Regions from separate parts of the Mus musculus genome. Here region 1 is linked to region 2. A link is a loop called in an ENCODE intact Hi-C map of the cell type or tissue named here. Cell type or tissue: gastrocnemius. All regions are shown on one strand. Each heading gives the region's core, and the rest is flanking DNA. Links, peaks and the distances in the headings are about the cores only. Region 1 has its middle 79 kb from the start of Cdca7l. Region 2 has its middle 38 kb from the start of Gm31482.

Evidence for each region. A loop is a pair of places that touch in the nucleus more often than their neighbours do. Peaks named below come from ENCODE experiments on the same cell type or tissue, not always from the same donor. Only the 100,000 strongest peaks of a DNase experiment are listed, where the experiment ranks them.
Region 1: a loop joins it to region 2, with 6 times the contacts of the local background. A loop is called at or near these places in 21 of 42 quality-filtered maps.

Annotation. Positions count from the first base shown.
Region 1 is chr12:117,762,272-117,767,650 of GRCm38, reverse strand. No RefSeq gene overlaps it. Among named protein-coding and RNA genes, the nearest start is that of Cdca7l, 79 kb to the left of the region's middle. In gastrocnemius, for the core only: a CTCF peak has its summit at 2,606 (motif pointing left); DNase peaks (open chromatin) are centred at 2,212 and 2,615; H3K27ac peaks cover 1,560 bases.
Region 2 is chr12:117,425,245-117,430,623 of GRCm38, reverse strand. No RefSeq gene overlaps it. Among named protein-coding and RNA genes, the nearest start is that of Gm31482, 38 kb to the left of the region's middle. In gastrocnemius, for the core only: a CTCF peak has its summit at 3,066 (motif pointing left); a DNase peak (open chromatin) is centred at 3,032.

The DNA.
Region 1 (5,379 bases), core at 148-5,147, 340 kb before region 2:
ACAATTCCGATGTGGTGGTTGGAATAGGTATGGCTCCCATAGATTCATGTGTTTGCATGCTTGGCCCACAGGGAAGTGTGGCCTTGTTGGAGGAAGTATGTCACCATGTAAGTGGGTGTGATGGTTTGTATATCCTTGGACCAGGGAGTGGCACCATCTGAAGGTGTGGCCTTGTTGGAATAGGTGTGACCTGGTTGGAATGGGTGTGTCACTGTGGGTGTGGGTATAAGATCCTCACCCTAGTTGCCTGGAAGTCAGTCTTCCACTAGCAGCCTTTGGATGAAGACATAGAACTCTCAGCTCCTCCTGCGCCATGCCTGCTGGGATACTGTCATGCTCTCACCTTGATGATAATGAACGGAACTTCTGACTGAACCTGTAAGCCAGCCCCAATTAAATGTTGTTTTTATAATACTTGCCTTGATCATGGTGTCTGTTCACAGCAGTAAAACCCTAACTAAGACAGTGGGCTTTGAGGCCTCCTCCTATGCTTAGGCTCTGCCTTGTGTGGAAGAGAACCTCCTCCTCACAGCCTGTGGAAGATAGACTCCTGTTTGTAGAACTCTTAGCTCATTCTCCAGCACCATGTCTGTCTGGATGCTGCCATGACTCCTACCATGATAATAATGGACTAAACCTCTGAAAGTATAAGCCAGCCCCAATTAAGTGTTTGCCTTTCTAAGAGTTGACTTGGTCATGGTATCTCTTCACAACAATAAAACCTAACTAAGACATCTAGTATCTCCAAAATAGAAGGACTGTTCAAAGTGGCCAGGCATGGCCAGGCAGAGAAGGGACAGCTCCACACCCACTTTCTGCTGCTCTCAATTGCCTGCTCATCCCCATCTATCTCTTGACTTCAAGACCCTATTTGTGCTCTGTCTTGGGTCCTTAGTGGTCTTTGTGCACAATAGAAAATGGAGTTTTTTCTAGCCCTGGAGGCTGGGTAGCATTTGGACAGTGGCCTTGTTGAAAAGTGTGGCCACAGCTGGGCATGGTAGCCCATGGCTTTAATTCCAGGACTAGGGAGGCAGAGACATGTAGATCTTGGAGTTTAAGGCCAGCTTAGTCTATAAAGTGAGTTCCAGGACAGTTAAGGCTACACAGAGAAACCCTGTCTCTGAAAGAAGAGATGGGGAGGAGAGGGAGGTAGGGGAGGAGAGGAGAATGGAGGGAAGGGGAGAGGAAGGGAGGGGAGGGGAGGGGAGAGGAGAAGAGAGAAGAAAGAAGAGATGAGAGTGGTCACAAACTCCACCCACATCACAGAACAACCAATCTGGAAGAGCAAACTTTGGTCTTGCACAGCAGCCTGAATGATGGAAGTTGAGGGTTTCTCTCTTCTAGACCTGCTGTCAAGTCAAGGGGAGGAGGAAGGTAAGAAAGCCTTCCCCAATGTAATTTTTGTGCTTCTGGTCCTTGCTGCTCTGGCAGGGCAGAGCAGGGGATGAATTCTTCGCATCCTAGCCCATGAGACTGCACAGCTGAGCCTCATCTGATCTCTTCTGAGAACTCTGTTCCCAAGCCTTAAGGAAGGATGGGCTAATGGTGCCCTAGCTTCAGGTGTAGCTGTGGAAACCCTACTCCATTCACCATTATAATTTGTGTTCAGGAGTGTGCTGGGATGGGCCCTAGTTCCAGGGATAGAGAGACACCAGGATGCTGGGAAGAGTCTGAGAGGGCTCCCATGGCACCCTAACAGGTCCACCAGCTTTTGACCCCAGTTAGGCAGGTCATCATTATGCTCCCATATATGGTCATCACTCATAGAAAACCGTGTCTTTTACCCAAATCTGTGACAGTTACCATGGCTCTTCCAATAATCACACGAGCTCCTATCATTTTTTTTTTAATTGGGTGCATGGAGACAGGTTGATGTCCGGAGGAGGCTGCCTATTTCAGATGTCCTCACTTGGCTGGGGATGAGCTGCTTGGTTGTAAGGAGGGTCTCTCCTGAGGGGGAGAGATGCCAAGGGTCCACGATGAGCATCCAGGGACTGGATGGCAATAAAGAAGAGTCATTTCAATGAAGAGGCGCAGAATGCAGACAGGGGAAGTCCACCCCTGTGACATTCAGTGCTCCACAGAGATAGGACATTGTGTAGCTCATGGGTGGAGCCCTGAGTTTAGCCTGTAAGTCAATGCTGCCCAGCCAGGATGACCATATGTGTCTCCATAGGGTGTAGCTAGGGTCAGGAAGCAACCAGAAGTGAGGTTTTGGCAGGCTGCAGGGCAGATGCAGCTCTAGGGAGCCAGGCAGGCATCTTCATTCCCCCAGAGGGTGAGTGGTGGGCTAGGAGAATGCTGAAGCCTGAGGTGACCCATCCTCCTTGCTGACAGCTCCAAGGAGACCCTTTCCAGTTAGGCCTCTTACACTTAGACACCTGTGTTTAAGAAAGAAAAAGTGTGTTGCACTGAAAAAAAAAAGAAAGAAAGAAAGAGAAAGAAAAGGCAAGAAAGAAGAGAAAAGAAAAAGGAACGAAAAAAAAGAAAAAGAAAGGCAGAGTAACCTCCAGGGCCACATCCCAGTACAGCTGCAGAGCTGACACAGGCTTTGTAGATAGAACAGCGCCCCCTTGTGTCATTTGATTTAACCAGGCCCTCTGTGAACACAATTTCTCACGTAAATTATGCGCAGGACCAGTATACGTCCACCAGATGTCGCAAATGTCTTAGTTATTATTGGGGCAAAGAGCATGTTATCAGCAATTGAGTATCCGGTGCCTCAGTAAATAAATACATTGTGGACAAGAACTTTCTCAAACTGGATCTTCAACCCCAGACTTTGAAGGTGGTGGAAGGGGGACCAAGGACTTAACCTTATCTTCAGGTTAAAAATGAGTTTGAGCTTAGGCTACATTGCACATGCCCGTAATCTCAGTGCTTGGAAGGCAGAGCTGAAAGGATCTAAAGTTTGAGCTACCCTGGTCTACATAGTGAGTATCAGGACTTCCAGGAATACACAGAGAAATTATGTCTTGAAAACAAACCAACCAACCAACCCAAAACATCATCATCAACATCAAAACTTCTAACATTCAAGAAGCAAAAAAAGGACCTGATCAACAAGAGGAAAGCCATGCCTACTGATGGAAACCCAGCCAACTTCCCAGGGCTAGTGACAACATGGGTCTTGAACCTACAATCACCACTTTACTAAATATTCTCTAAATACATTGTAACTGTTTTTCCTTATCGACGCAGAGGAATATAGTTCTCACCTCTCATCAAGGAAACTTCTCTTTGCAACAGATGAAGACCGTTACAGAAAACCACAACCAATCAAAATACAGAGTGTGGAGCCCAGTCTCAATGGATATCTATATCTATAAAACAACTCTCACACCTAAGGCTCAGGAATCATTGCAGAAGAGGGAACAGAAAGATTATAAGGGACAGAGGATCAGGGAGTTTTCTGCGAGATTGTGTTTCCTAGGAATGTCAGAAGCTAGACCACAGAGTCTCACCATCTTGATCACCTGAACATGAGCTGAACACAAACAATAACATGTATGTAATGTGGTGAATGAGGAGACCCAAGGGGCTCAGCCCTATACAAGGTCTGCAGACAACTAAGGAATGCTGAGAGCAGGAGAAACATATTCTCCAAGAGAAAGCACACCAACGAGTTATTCAACACCAAAAGGTTAGCCCTGAGAATACACACACACACACACACACACACACACACACACACACACACACACACACACATTCACATGCACACCCAGGGATAGGGTCCTGGACTTGGCCCCAACAGTGTACATTCAATGGTGGTAGGACTTGCCCGAGAACCACACCCCTTGCAAGGACACTGAGCATGTCCTGCTGTGTGCTCATTGTGTGAATTTATGTCCTATATCTTTTTCTATCTGCATTTCCTCACCTCTGTTCTCCCTGCTGCTCTGCTAAGCAGGACCTTCTATTCCCTGTAAACATGCTTTAATGATGGCATGGCATCTTTACAAGCAACTGCCTCTAATAAGAACTCAGCACTGGGGATACTCATTTTCTTTGGGTCCCAGTCTCCCCGAGGAAAGTTTATACTGTTAGACTTAGTCTTGTTTTGTGGACTGCTCCTCTCTCTGCTATACCATGCCCTCCCTGTGTTAAGGGAGCAGGCCCTGGTGTGTTGGTGTGCTGGTTCCTAGGGCTTTTATGTGTATTTTATTGCAGACTACGCCCCTCACAAGAGCGCTGAATCAGCACTGGGCACAGGGCAGGAAGGGGCAAGGCCTTCCTTTCCAGCCTCCTCCCTTTTCCCTTCCTGCTCCTTCAGAGGCCAGGCACAGGCCAACTGAACACAAAGGAGTACAATCAGTTATTTCTTACAGCAGTCAAGCCACAAAAACAACCCCCCCCCCCAAACCAACCTACAGAGGCAAGCCTAGGTCTACACCAGCTTAAAACCATAAACAACAAGGGCTCTTAATGACTCCCAGTGCAGATCTCTTCTATGGCTTGTACTGTGTTCAAAACTAGTTGATCTCATGACTCATGATCCTTCACACACACAGACACACAGACACACACACACTACAGTTTAGTACCTTTGACTAGTATGTATATTCAAATATCTTTACTTATTCAACAAACATTTGGTGCCTGTTTTTTTGTTTTTTTGTTTGTTTTTCCCCATAGGCATACTGGCTAGTTTTATGTCAGTTTGGCATAATTTAGAGTCATTCTGGAAGAAGGAATCCCAATTGAGAAAATGCCTCCACCAAACTGACCTGTGGGCAAGCCCATGGTGCATTTTCTTCATTGATGTTTGATGCAGGAGGGTGGGGTGGTGGTGCACACATTACTGTGGGTGGTACCACTGGTGGGCCTGGGTACTATAAGAGAACAGGAGTAAACAATAAGAAACAAGCAGTAAGAGGCGTCTCTCCATGGACTGTGTATCAGTTCTTATCTCCAGGTTCATGCCTTGAGTTCTTGCCCTGACAACCAGGGATGCTACTGAACATAAATCCCTTCTTCCCCAAGCTGCTTTTGGTCATGGTATTTTGTCAGAGCAATAGAAACCCTAAGACAATTGGCATTTTAAATAGCAAGAATCACATTACTTTTACATGTAGAATATGTTTTAGAGGGCACCAAGATTTTTGGTCTGCTGGGGTGTCTATCTGTTTGACTTGGGAGAGGTGCTCAGGGGATAGAAAGGCTCTGCAGCTGAGGCTCAGTTTTGCCATCTACAAAGTGTCACTGAAGAGGCGGGTCTGGAGAGAAACGAGATGCGATTCCTGTTTTTGGAAAGGGCGATGTTGGGTGTATGAAGGTAGTGTGGACATTACTGTAGGGAATGGAGTTGAGAAGAGGAACCAGAGGGAGAGTTACTGAGACGACTTTTAAGTGAGGATTGAACTCAGGATGGCCAGT
Region 2 (5,379 bases), core at 326-5,325:
GAGGGAAAGCATTTCAAGCAATATATACTCCATAAGCAGAGACACAGAGGCCAGGAGAGCAGAGCTCAGAGGTAGACAGACTCAGACTCTAATAGTCCAGGTTTCAAAGTACACAATGAGGGTTAGGACGAGAGACTGCAGAGTTTTTTATTTGTTTGTTTGTTTGTTTGTTTTCTGTTTCTCCCCCACGACCCTCAAAATGAAGTTTCTCTTTGTAGCCTTGGCTATCCTGAAACTTGCTCTGTAGACAAGACTGGCCTCAAACTCACGGAGATCTACCTTCCTCTGCCTCCCAAGTGCTGGGATTAAATGTTTGCTCTACCACCATCCAGTTAATCTGCAAGTTTTAGTCCTCAGACGCCATGCAGAAAAGTAGGCAGTGATTCCTCTGCTGGAAGAAGCAGAGACAGGCAAACACCCAGGGCTTGCTGCCACCCAGCCTAGCCTGCTTGGACGCTTCCTTGTCATCGAGAAATACTGTCTCAAAAAATGTAGTGGGAGCCTGGAGAGATGCCTCAGCAGTTAAGAGCATTAGCTGCTCTTGCAGAAGACCAGAGTTCAGTTCCCAGAATCCTCTTCCACTTCAGGTGGCTCAATTACAACTACCTGTAACTCCAGCTCCAGAGGATCCAACACCCACCCTCTTCTGACTTCTACCAGCACCCACTACCCATACATATAAATAAAAATAAAATAAAATACATATATCTTTTTAAAAACCCAAACAAGGTATATGGCTTCTGAGGAATGATAGAAGGTTATTTATTCTCTACCTTCCTCATGCATGGAAATATACATACCTGTACATTTATGGACACACACACACTTTAAGTCAGTGCACATAGCAATGGAATTAAAAAGAGAAAGCAAAAAAGATGGCCAGGAACGTAGTCATGGGCTGAGCCCTGTGTCATGTCCCACAATGCCAGCTGCAATCCTGCAGAAGATACACAGGAAAAGTTGTGTTAACCTTTTAAAGTTGTGTTGAAGAGTGTGAAAGGCTGAGACTCTGCTCTTAGAAATGTCTGGATTTACAGCCACGGTAGCTGGTCCTTGGTATATAAACACCTGGAGAACATGTCACACAACTGGAATTGAGATGTCACCCACAAAGCTAAGGCTAGAACAGAAAGCAGGGAGGTAGAGTAGGCACACGTGTGGACTGTCCCGTGGCCCTGGTGTGTCGCCTCCCGCTGGCTGAGCTGTCTGCATTCTCTCTGAAGCAGATTTGCTGGCATGACAGATGACACATGTCCACACAACTTCTGTTTTCCATTTTACCGGTAGAACACCACAGCTTGCAAGTGTTAGACTATTTGCCCATTTGTTTAGTAAATGTCTCTAATTTTGTGACCAGTAGAGTAAGAGAAAGCTGGGGACACCTGACAGGCCAGAAACGGTCTCTGGATTTCTTTTCTGCATCTTGAACACAGTTTCAAGTTTTCAATTTCGATCTAAAGGAATCACTTTAAAATATGTTGTGTTAGCAAAATGCCCCAGGTTCTGGTAGGTGACATGACAGCGTGACCTGAATAAAGATGTCTTTTCATTTTTTTCTCTCTTATCCTGAAAATGCCAGTTTCAACAACAACAAAAAAATGGCTAAATGTGACAAAAATTGTAAGTGACTTCTATGTGCCTTCTGGTTTGGGCACTCTCCACACATTTTTCTGCTGCTGTTGCTGCTAAGGAAGCAAGCCAGACTGTGTCACATTTCCCATGTTGGGCCCACATTCTTCAACTGCTGACCTCTGAACCCATACCATTTCTGTTCTTGATCCCTGAGGACCATCCTTCGGGTACTCACCCATTCCAAATGCAGCCCCACATCCTCTGAGCATCATGCTGCTTTGCAAAGTGCTTTTCATTCTGCGTTCATCTCTCGTGGCTTTGTTACTGTTCTTTTCTTGTTGATAGAGTCTCACTGTGCCATCTTTACTGGTCTTAGATGTATGATTCCCCTGCCTTTGCCTCCTGGGTACAGGTCTGGTTAATAGCAGCAGCAGTAGTAATAGTAGTAGTTGTTATTGTTTTCCCAACTTGATATAAGCTAGAGTTATCTGAGAAGAGAAACCTCAAAAGAGAAAATGCCTCCATCAGACTGGCCTATAGGCAAGCCTGTCAGAAATGCTCTTAATTAGTGATTGATGTAGGATGAACTAGCCCACTGTGGGCAGTGTCACTTCTGAGCTGGCTTTGTGAGTTGTATAAAAAAGCAAACTTAGCCAGTAAGCAACATCCCTCCATGGCTTCATCAGGTCCTGCCTCAGCTCTTCTTGTTGATGGGCTGACTATATCTAACCTGTAAGCCAAATAAATGCTCCCCCACCAGTCATGGTCTGCATCACAGCAACAAAAAGCAAATTAAGATGGTGCTGGTTGGATCTAGTGCTCTCAAATCTTGACTGAAAGCATATCATAAATATAACCAGGGTTGGGATTAGATGGCGGCAAATTCCATCTAAACTGTCTTCAGAGTCAGCATGCAAACTGGAAGATTGCAGATTACCACCATGACAGCACAAATCGATCCAAGAAGTAGTGTTTATACCGTTCTGGCTACAGTTGTTTTTTTTGGGAAGTTTATGAACTATTCGCTAGGGAATAAGGACTATGGACATAGAAGAGAATCCTGCATGGCATCCTCAGGCTGGCAGTGAGATTAGTTAAGAATGGCTTAGCCACTACACCAGAGAGATTTTTCTGTGGGGCCTCATCTTTGGAGTTGCAGGATGAATCATAACCACTGTCAAGACTGCATGTTATCAACTGATAGATAACATGAGCAGGGTGGGATTTCACTGGCTGATAGCATGAGCATTGTGGGATCTCACTGGCTGCTAACATGAGCATAGTGGGATCTCACTGGTGGACAAGGATGGTAGGGGCGCTGTTCTTCAGTACAGCTAAGGAGAGGTTACTGCTAGGATGAGTTTGCAAAGTTGTAAGGGGGGGCATGCTCTGGAGCCAAGGCAGGTTCTATCTGCTCTCTACCTGGGCCACCAATCCCAGGGCCACCCAGAAACTGAAGAGCCTCTTCCCCCAGCAGTGGCCCTCTAGTGCCCTCTACTGGAACCAGAGTATTACTTCTGCTCACTTGTTTTCTTCCTAACTACTGTATGTATCCATATATTATAAATAAAATACAAAGGTTTAGAGAGAGAGAGAGAGAGAGAGAGAGAGAGAGAGAGAGAGAGAGAGAGAGAGAGAGAGAGTCATTGTGTAGCCCCCAGAGGCCCTAAAACTTGCTGTGTATCTATACCAAGCTGGCCTTGAATACGTGGCAATCCTCCTGCCCATGCCCCTTGACAATGACAACTTGGATTATAGGTGTGTGCCGTCATGTCTGGCCAATACATTTTCTTGTTCACTTTAAAGGAGGAATCTTTAGAAGAACCATGCTCCTTATTCAGAGCCTATATAGAAAGATGTATCTGGACCTGGGAGGCAGCACACTGGCAAATGCCATAGAGGGCTAGCTTGCTAATGGCAACTGGCCAGGGAGACCACCTTCTTTCTTGGCTCTGATAGTTCCACAACACTGAATGCCCAGCTATGGGGAAGTTTATACCTCTGCCCTGGATTTCAAGGACTTATTTACTATCCAACATAGGTGTTAATATGGGCACTGGTAGCCTTGAAGGAGGTAGCCTTGAAGGAGGTCATGTCAGTTTCCAGTTCAGTTTCATTGTGTTCTGTTGTGGGAGTGCTGGTGATTGAAGCTAGGGCCTCACACGTGTATGGCAAGTACCAGCCTTATCCCTCACTCTCAGAGCTACAGGTCCCCCTCCCTGTCCCCCACCCCCTCCCCCGCCCCCAGCAGTCTTGAGATGAGGATGCTCTGTGCTCTGATTCCCAGTACCTAAGTGAATTCTCAGGGACAGCACTCCTCTAGCTTTTAACTGGTCTTGCCAGCTCTGTGTCTTTGTTCATTATTCTGAAGGTTCAGCCCTCATGCTCTGCTCCCCACTGTGAGAGCAGCAGGATCTGCTACAGGCTCTCCTGCAGGCTCCTCGATAGCCTATCTGCTGTAGGCTCTCTGATGCCAGCTCTGATGCAGGAGTAGTCTATTTTTCTTTTCTTTTTCTTTTTTGTTTTGTTTTTTTTTTTTGTTTGTTTTTTTGTTTTTTTGAGAAAGGGTTTCTCTGTGTAGTCCTGGAACTCACTCTGTAGACCAGGCTGACCTCGAACTCAGAAATATGCCTGCCTCTGCCTCCTGAGTGCTGGGATTAAAGGCGTGTGCCACCACACCCGGCATATTTTTCTTGTTAGGACAATCGGTTATTGTGAGAGCGCATATTCTCAAACTGGAAGACCCTTTCTTGCAATAGTGAGTTAAATCCTGTCTTAAGTGTTGGGATCTTAATCTTCTCGGCTGTTAAATGGGGTTATAATCACCTGCTCCTGGGGCTACAGAAGCATTCACTAAATGAAATGATCTGAGTACAGTGTTGGACCGTACCAGATGCATGTTAAACATTAGGTACCAGTTACCGTGACTGTGCTGCGTTGGTGGCCGAAGCGAACTACGAGCTAAGTGGTTGCCTTCCTCACAATGGTAACCTGTTTGGAACCATTTACATCTGCTACCATTACTTTATAAATGACATTTCTAAGTGTCATTTATTAATGGCTTAAAGGAGAAATGAGTGAGTCTAGGATTTCTTTCACTCCGCCTGGATTTTCTCCTGGAGCAGAGAATTCATGAGGGTTTGCTTATGATCTTTCTCCTTTCTCTTTAATTCAGTGGATGATGGTGTTCATTACCCACTTGAGGTAGCATTAGAATAAATTAATATTAAAATATTTAAATGTAGAGCACTGCATTAGAAGCGCTATTAGGAAGATTTATCACCTGCAGTGAGAACTCAGTGCTCCATTAGCTCCAGAACCTCCCCAGGAAGTTTGGAGACCCCAGTTCAGATCATTACCTCAGTCCCGCTTCCCCTTTCTGTCCCCAGACTGCTGTCTGGACATCTGTTCTTGGGCTTACTGAGGGTCTGCTCTGCTAACTCATGTGTCAGATCAGACACCTGCGTTCAGCTGTGTGCTCTTTGGTATTATTAGCCGGTGAGCCGTGTCAATGAGCCGTTCAGGTACTACGGCCTGAGCTGAACTGTGCCCTCTTCTAAACTCACACGGTAGTGTCCTAACTCCCAGTACCACAGAGGCTGCTGTGTTTGAAGATAAGGACCTAGGCAGTGGCAGCTATGTTAAAAATTAACCCATTGTAGTGGACTCTAATCCAATTTTATAAGTATGACTGGCATACTTATAAGAAGCAGAAATTGAAGTACAGAGATAAGAGTGTGTGAGCAGATGAGTGTCAAAGAGGCAGCAAGATGGCAGCCTTCTGCAAACTGGCCACAGACCCTTCCC